2 separate regions of the Homo sapiens genome follow, and region 1 is linked to region 2. A link is a contact called in ENCODE Hi-C or POLR2A ChIA-PET data. All regions are on one chromosome and are shown on one strand. Each heading gives the region's core, a stretch centred on a gene start or an enhancer-like site at or near the end of the contact. The rest is flanking DNA. Distances are from core to core; before and after follow the strand shown.

The links. A loop is a pair of places that touch in the nucleus more often than their neighbours do. ChIA-PET counts read pairs that join two places held with the same protein, here RNA polymerase II (POLR2A). Pooled maps may share reads with other maps.
Region 1: a map of posterior vena cava shows a loop between it and region 2 (18-fold over the local background). The contact joins two enhancer-like sites. A Hi-C loop is called at or near these places in 13 of 168 maps with a recorded cell type or tissue (CD14-positive monocyte, Caco-2, PC-3 and 10 more), 4 of 37 single-sample maps with no recorded cell type and 18 of 50 pooled maps. POLR2A ChIA-PET finds 5 or more read pairs at or near these places in 7 of 52 experiments (CD4-positive, alpha-beta T cell, GM12878, MCF 10A and 4 more).

What each region holds. Positions count from the first base shown.
Region 1 is chr2:65,415,473-65,419,588 of GRCh38, forward strand. The region is part of intron 1 of SPRED2 (sprouty related EVH1 domain containing 2); the gene reads right to left. Among named protein-coding and RNA genes, the nearest start is that of SPRED2, 15 kb to the right of the region's middle. Within about 2 kb of position 1,624, at least 6 of the 41 ENCODE cell types and tissues checked have a DNase peak (open chromatin) inside an H3K27ac peak, as active enhancers do; they include OCI-LY7 and body of pancreas, where a contact is called at or near this core.
Region 2 is chr2:65,381,003-65,384,703 of GRCh38, forward strand. The region is part of intron 1 of SPRED2 (sprouty related EVH1 domain containing 2); the gene reads right to left. Among named protein-coding and RNA genes, the nearest start is that of SPRED2, 50 kb to the right of the region's middle. RefSeq lists enhancers at 1,997-2,126, 2,337-2,386. Within about 2 kb of position 1,969, at least 21 of the 41 ENCODE cell types and tissues checked have a DNase peak (open chromatin) inside an H3K27ac peak, as active enhancers do; they include OCI-LY7 and body of pancreas, where a contact is called at or near this core.

The DNA of each region.
Region 1 (4,116 bases), core at 374-2,873, 34 kb after region 2:
ATAAGGAATTATTCCTGTTCCCTGCAAAGTAACTGGCCCCCACTCCACCAAAAAGGGGCAACATTTTAAAACACCTCTATATTTACTGCTTTAACCATTAAAATAGCTAAATTCATATCCTAAAGACATCTGTGTTACATCACCAAGGAAAATTTCTGAAAACATTAATAGACCTTTTAAAGTTTCAGCCGAACCTTTTAAAATAAAAATAAAAACCAGTTATAATTTTGGACTGCTGTAGGTGATTTTTTTTTTATTTTTTAATTTTTTTTATTCAAAGCGACTCTTTGGATCAACAATTAGAATTTATTTTTTATTGGCTCTTACAATTTGCTTCACATGTAACATCCATTTGGTATATGCCTCCCTGGGAGGTTATTGGTCATCTAATTTGAAATGAGAAAGAACAAAGGGCGAAAGAAAAGGAGCAACATTCCTCTCCTCAGCTCACTAATACGAATGTGTGTCACCTTTTAAATACCACCCAGTATGACAGATTAATCGGAATGAATTAATAGGCAGAAGAGAGAGAGGAGGATCTTTAAAAAGACTAAATGCTCCCTGGTCAATACTGCCCAGGTTGGTTGCAACCTTCTAGGTTTGATTTGGGTGTTGCCCCTTCTAAATCCCGGATTAGCTAAAGCATGTTAGAATCTCTTGGATTATTAAAATACCAACTCGGGAGGATGGGAGGATGGGGGTGACATTCAGATTCAATCGGTCTACGGATGAGAAAGGTTAAGATGGGAGAGATGAAGAGTGTTGTTTCTCCTTGGTGACATCCCCAAGCAACCTCAGATATGCTCTTCCTTGGGGCCTCTGGTTTTGTTGCTAAATTGTCCTTGTTGAGACAGTTGGGGGGGTGTATATTTCAGGCTGCATGCCAACCAACACACTGCCCAGGGACGGGATGGGAAATGAACCACACACATCTAGTTCTCCTGGTCACTGTTGTACTGCTCCATCCTGAACAAGAGAGTGTGGAAGAGTGGGTCTACAGGTAAGCCATTATAACCAAACTACCCTCACAGTTTAGCCTCACAAGGGATCCTTTATGCTAAGAAGAATGCCCAGCTGATGGGGATTAACAAGAAAAGCAGAGGGGAGGGGGGTCGCTGGAAGCCCAAGAGAAGGAAATTTTTTAAAAAATACAAGTTTCCTGTCCTACACAAGCAGTATGAATTTTGTTATCCCAACGGGAGTCCTGATGGTAAAATCTAGTTTCAAAGTAGGATGGGGAAATGGATCAAGCCTTACCATGGCAAAGCTGGGTGGGACCTCCTAGGCGTCTGTGGGACCTTGGGCTCTCCGGATACTGTGTCTTGGTTTGGGGACTATTTTCATTCTGTCTCAAGCCTAGGTTTGTAGATGCCCTTGGCCATGATACTTACTAGCTGTGTGATTCAGTACAGAGGACAAGCCCCACTTTATTCGGAGTTAACCTATGGTGCAGTGGCCTTAGAAAAACTTAAGAGTAAAAAGCTACCATAAAAAATGCTGGTTATATGTATGACCAGACGGTCAACTCCTCCTTCTTCTCTCTCTTTGCTATAACAGCACCTGTTGGCTTCTAAGTGCACAGAGTTCTCACAACAATGTGCCAAAACCGCCACCCTTCCCATCCTGGCACCCACCTCCCCCCACCCCAGGAGACCTGCATATCAGATATTACTTCCTGCTGTCTATGACCACACCACCTTGGCAGTTAACATCAAAAGCAAACACATGGGGAGAACAGAAGGCACTGGAGCAGCGGGGGAAGAACAAGCATAGGTAATGTTTCATAAACATTTTTCTGGTGCCCAGGTGCAAAAACCTTGGAACTTCACATGTATTTCAGCTGATCATCTAAGGACCCACCTTCTCTCTCCCAGGATAGTGAGCTGAAGGCCCTTCCCTGCCTCCACTCCCAGTGCTCCTGTACCTGGAACACAGACATGCGGAAACCAAAGCTTAAGACCCCTACCTACCATGTTCAGGAGAGCTACACAAGAAGAGCATCTGGGAAGCTCATCTACCTCCACCTCATGCAGGGTGTGACCAAGGCTAGCCATCTGTTCAATGCTGGTGGTTCAACATCTACCTGGGCCACCTTTATCTCAATTAATTTCCACCATCTTTTTCCTATCTCCTGAGGGTTCAGTAACTCAAAGCAGTTGTCATGAATGTTTAACACAGTACCCAAAACAGGCCTGGAACCAGATGATATCTCACTGATCTAGCCCAAACTAACTAGCTTTGTGACCCTGAGTTAGTCACTCAGCCTCTCCAGATTGCAAATTATGTGTAAAAAAGAGGGAGCTGAGCTCGTATTTTCCTAAGATCCTCTCTAGTTCTAAAAGGTTATGGTCAGATGGAAACCATTTTACTTCAGCGAGAAAGGGCAAAGCATTCACCACTTCACTGACGAGTGCTGTGAGAAGTAACAATACTGAAACCAAACAAAAACAAAACTTCACTTGGGTTAATTCTAGGCTGTATGTCTGATTTACAAAATAAGTTGGCTAATTTTGTTCTGAATTTCACAGCCCCCTTGACCATCTTCCCCAACAACTATCTCTTCACAATATATGTTTCTATATCCAGGCTCACTGCATTTAACTAAAGTCAGAGAGAAAAATCCAGCTGAGATCTGTCAGACAGAATTATTAGTGGTCTCCCTGACTCCAGCCTAGCCTGCACTCTCTAACTAATCTGTTTGATTCTACCAACATATCACTTCATCGTCTCTTTGTTTCAAAGCCTCAACCAGCTCTGTTCTACTCAAAGAACAAAAGTCCAAATACGTGCTTTGTCAGCCTGGCTGGTACTCAATATCCTCCCAAATTTAGCCTCACCTGACTTGACTGGCTTTCTCTGAGCTCCCCCAGCATAAACTCAGACATGGAGTGTCCCTATCTGTGGAAGAAACCTTTGGACATGAGATGTCTCCTCTCCACCTTGCTGACCTGTCTCCTCCCCTAAATACTACCATCATCCTTTTCTGAGTCCTCAAAGACTCAAGACTCACCTTGTCGGAAGTGAACTCTCCCCTGGCTGGTGCAGTGATAAATATTTCTTTCTTTCTTTCCTTTTTCTTTCTTTCTTTTTTCTTTTTTTTTGACAGGGTCTCACTTTGTTGCCCGGGCTGGAGCATACTGGCACGACCTTGGCTCACTGCAACCTCCGTCTCCTGGGTTTAAGTCATTCTCATGTCTCAGCCTCCCAAGTAGCTGGGACTACACATGCACGCCACCACGCCCAGCTAAGTTTTTGTATTTTTAGTAGAGATGGGATTTCACCATATTGGCCAGGCTGGTCTCAAACTCCTGACCTGAAGTGATCTGCCCACCTCAGCCTCCCAAAGTGCTGGGATTACAGGTATGAGCCACCGCACCTGGCCTTTAATTTCTTATCATTTTTTTTTATTTAAAACAAGAATATTATGCTTATAAGTAAGAATAAAAGTCTTTTTTTAAAAAATATAAATTCTGCTTGCAATATTTAGAATGAAAAGAATCCTTAAATATTACTTTATTATTCAATCCCTTTATTCTAGAGATGAGAAAACTGAGTCTAGGGATGCTGACAATCTTGCTCAAGGCCACACAGCAGGTCAGTGGCAGACCTAAGTTTTCTGACTCCCATCCCAGAACTTACCACACTTGGCAAGCAGGTACCTATCTGCTTTAGACTTGGTATCCACATTCAAGAACTTTTAGTGTTGAGTGTATCCTCTTTTCCACTTGTGTACCACACAGACAAGGTGCTAACTCCAAGAGTAGAAAGGGGACAGAGCTGGCAGACAGAAGATTCACTCCCCTAACTCTTCCTCCTTTAATCAGACGACCCAAACTTTATACATAGTCTGTAGGTTAGACTCACTTGTAACTCCCCCCATCCAACTCCAACTAAACATGTCCTTTGCTTTCCTTCAGACCTTCCACTAAATCCACTCCAGAGTACCAAGGCACCCTCTGTGTATTCATCCCTCACCCCCAAAGAGTGCCCACACTTACGTTCTTATATCCAGAATGCGGTTCATAACAATAATTCCCAACTTTCCAAGCACAAGGACTCAAAGGGAAAAAATTCAGGGAGCACTTCCCTTCACAGGGATTATAGTTGTGTGTGTGT
Region 2 (3,701 bases), core at 719-3,218:
GCGCTCTTAGGATCCCCATTTTAGAACTGGGGAAACTGCTGCCCAGAGAAGGAGTAGCCCAACCTATGAAGCCATTGAGAGGTCAAACCAAATAGGCAGCCTGACTCCAGACACATGGCTCTTTCTTACCCCTTTGCTCATTTCCAAACCTCACCAAGTTAGCCCAGCAAAGCTCAGAGGCGCTCAGTGCTCCTCAACTCGTAGCTCAGCTGGTTTGGCAACCCAGAATTTAACCCTCCCTTGGTGTTGTGTCCCAGCCTGCACCAGCAGATGTCTTGATAATAGACAAATGCTCATGCAGAATGGAACGGTAACATACATGGGCTGGTCTAGGCAGTGCAGAATGACACCTTAACAGTTAAACACTCGGCAGCTCTAAAGCAGCATGGCCCAAGTTGTGTTCCCTGCCCACCAATTTCTAGCTTGGTCAACTTATTTCATCTCTCTAACCTGCAGTTTCTCTATCTGCAAAACAGGGAAACAAGAGTATCTCCTCTGGGGCATCTTGGGGTTTGTTATGCTAGTTAGCTGCACATAGCAAAAGGCACTTTGCATAGTACCTTCATACAGCAAGCCCTTAATACATGTTGACACCTATGGCAATTATTCCAGCAAAGGTTCAGTACATGACAGACAGCAGGGTGGGCAAAATGTGGCAAAAGCAGGGAGGTGCCTCGGTGCAGGGCCGCTCCACTGGCTGATGACAGAAGCCCTCAGCCCCGGTCCCTGAGCAGAGAGATCTCACCGTGTAATATCCTCTAGCAAATGGGAACTGTGCAATTCAACAGGTTCTGCCTGGACCTCTGAAGTCAACATGAGACTCCTCCTTGCAACAGGGAATTACTTGGGGGCTTTCAGACACCAGTGGAATTCCCCCCACCACACACACCTTTTTCCTAAAATGCCAGCTTGACATTAGGAGGTTGGTTGTGGGTCTGCACTTCTGTACTTCTCAAAGCAGGAGTTTCCTTGGTTTCACATCCACCTTGTGTTTTCCCAATATATGTCTGCGCTTGAGTAACCACTCCAAAGGGAGAAGGGAGGGGGAACTGGTCTAAAAGAGTGGCTTCCCAGTCTTTGCTGGGTGGTTTCTGAGATGGTCCTGCAGAGGAAGGGTTAAAAGGCAGCTACTGGAGCAGCCTGACCTGTGGGCAAAAGAACAATTTAAACAAGAAAATAAAATAAAACAATAGCCCCTCTGGACACCATCACCTCCACAGGTCCCATGTGGGACAGAAGGGAAGAGTTCTGCATTTAAAAAAAGATTTCCAGGAAGAAGGCTGGTCCAGGAAGAAGGCTACGAAGAAGAAGAAGAAAAAAAAGCCAGGGGGGGTGCTTTGGAAAGGATTTTTAGAAATTCTTGCTGCTGCTTATTAAATTATTAACTTTTTGCCTGGAAGCAGGCTGTCCCACACACTACCCTAGGCAGTCTAGGGTTAGGGCTGGGTAACCCCCCCTCAGCCAGACCACTAAGGAGAGGAGCCTCTGGGAATGTACTGGTTTCAAAGCCACAACTGGCAGCTGAACTCACAGCACAGACTAGCGGTACTGTCCCATAGAAATGGAAACTGAGCCACATACACAGTTTAAAATTTTCTAGTAGTCACATTTAAAGAGTAATTAAAAAGCAGGTGTCATTAATTATAACATAGTTGACACAAACCAAGATATCTAAAATATTTGTTTCCACAGTAACCAAAATAAAATAATCATTAATGAGATACTTCACATTCTTTTTTTTCTTTTTGTAATAAGGCTTCAAAATCCAATGTGTATTTTGCACTTTTAGTCAGTTCGTACAAGCCTCATTTCCAGGTTCAACAGCCCAGGTGGCAAGGACTACATACTTGACAGTGTGGGTCTAGAAGCCACGGTGTGGCGCAGTAATTCTCAGTGGAGTCACCTGGATCTCTAAGGGGGAGGGGTGCTGCCTTGCGGTGGTGTGTTTGAAAAATGTGGCATCCCAGCCCCACCTCGGAAGGCCTCAGTAAAAGGCAGCTGGCCTTTCTCCAAGTTCCGCTGCGGCACAAGCCGCCACCCACGCAGCCCGGTCACCACCGCCTCTCTGCAAGAGTCATACAAGAAGGCTTACGTTTTAAAAATACCACCGGCATGCTAGCTTGGCGTCTGTAAGCACAAAAAGTAGGAGAGCAAGGAAGGGCTCCAGAGGCAGGTGGACCGGGCCGATGAGTAAAGCGCCCACGCCTGCTTAACCATACTTGTCTATCAGGTCTGAACTCGGCCCAAGCTTCAACAGAGCTTTTCCCTCTTGCTCTGTGCTGTCATGAGCACCAAGTTCACTCTAGTTCCCTTGTCTGTGAGGCCGGGGCCCTGTTTCTAGTTGGAAGATGCTGTAAGAACAAGTGATGGTCCAATGAGGGGTATTTTGAGCTCTTCAAAGGAGCAGAATTTCTTTAGCTAATATCCCCTGTGGTATTCAACAGGGAATTTAAAATATCCTCAGATAGGGCCCTCTTCAGCTATTACTTTATGTCCTTAGAACTCTGGCCAGAAAGAAGCTACCTTTCACATGGAGGAGGGAGGCTGAGTGCCCATCAAAACCCACCAAAGGCCGCTCCCCACCGTTACGTGGGTTCCCTATGTTCTGAGATAAGGCTTTCTGGTTTGGCCCTACTTGCTGTGGTGCCTAATCGAAATCTCCCTAAGGAGAAGTCTGACACACGAGTATGGAAAAGTTCTCTTATCATTTGGAGAATATAATTTAGGGCTGGGTAGATAAACATGTACAGGAAATACTTCTATAGAGGTCTTGATCCTCTGAAGATTAATAACCCATGGAACTGGAGCCCAGCCTCAAACTCAGAGGAAATAGGCAAGTTATAAAAACAGGAAGAACGGGAAGTTTATTTTTGGATGAATATTTGTTCTAGTGAAGCTCTCGATACTGACAAAAACCTTGATCTGCAGGTCATTTGCTGTAGCTGAGCAGCTGCAGTGCATGTTTCTACAAGCTGTCCCACCAGAGATTTCCGGGTCTTTCTGGAAAGAGCCTTGCCCCACTCCTGCAAAACATCTGCCTCGCTGCCACTGGCTGAGGGACTTCTTTCTCCTGCATTCTTGATGTGCAGGATCTGCTCAGCTAGAAGCCTCAGCCACCTGCAACGGCCGCTCTCGGCCTCCTTCCCAGTGCCCAGAGCCGGCCTATCTCCACCAGGTGTGGGAACTGCAGCTCTCGGTGTCTATCCCAGCGTGGTGTTATCAGCCTCCCTCGGTGGACTGCTGGCCTCCCTGGTCTCACAGCCTCCAGTGCCCCTTTCTCCCAACCCTGTCAGCATACTTTCCATGGCTCCCTACTGCTTATGGAATAAAGTCAGATGTTCCCAAGCTTGACGGGCAAAGCTCTTCACAATCCAGCCAAATCTACTTTTACAGTCCCATCTCCATAGGCAGGACCAGCTGCATGATTTGCAGGGCCTGGTACAAAATGAAAATAATTTGTTATTTATTAACTAAATAATAATTAGTTCAAAACTTAGTAAGAATTTCAAGGCAGCAACAGCAGAGCATTAAACCAAGTGTGGGGCCCTTCTGAGAGCAAGCCGGTGTGGTAGCATAGGGTGCAGGCCCGTGAGGCCAGCCCCTTCCCCACACCTCCCTTAGACCGACCCCAGAAGGCAGATGCTACCCCCACGGAGAAAAGCCCTCCTTACCTCTTCCTCACTCCAGTGAAACTCATCCTT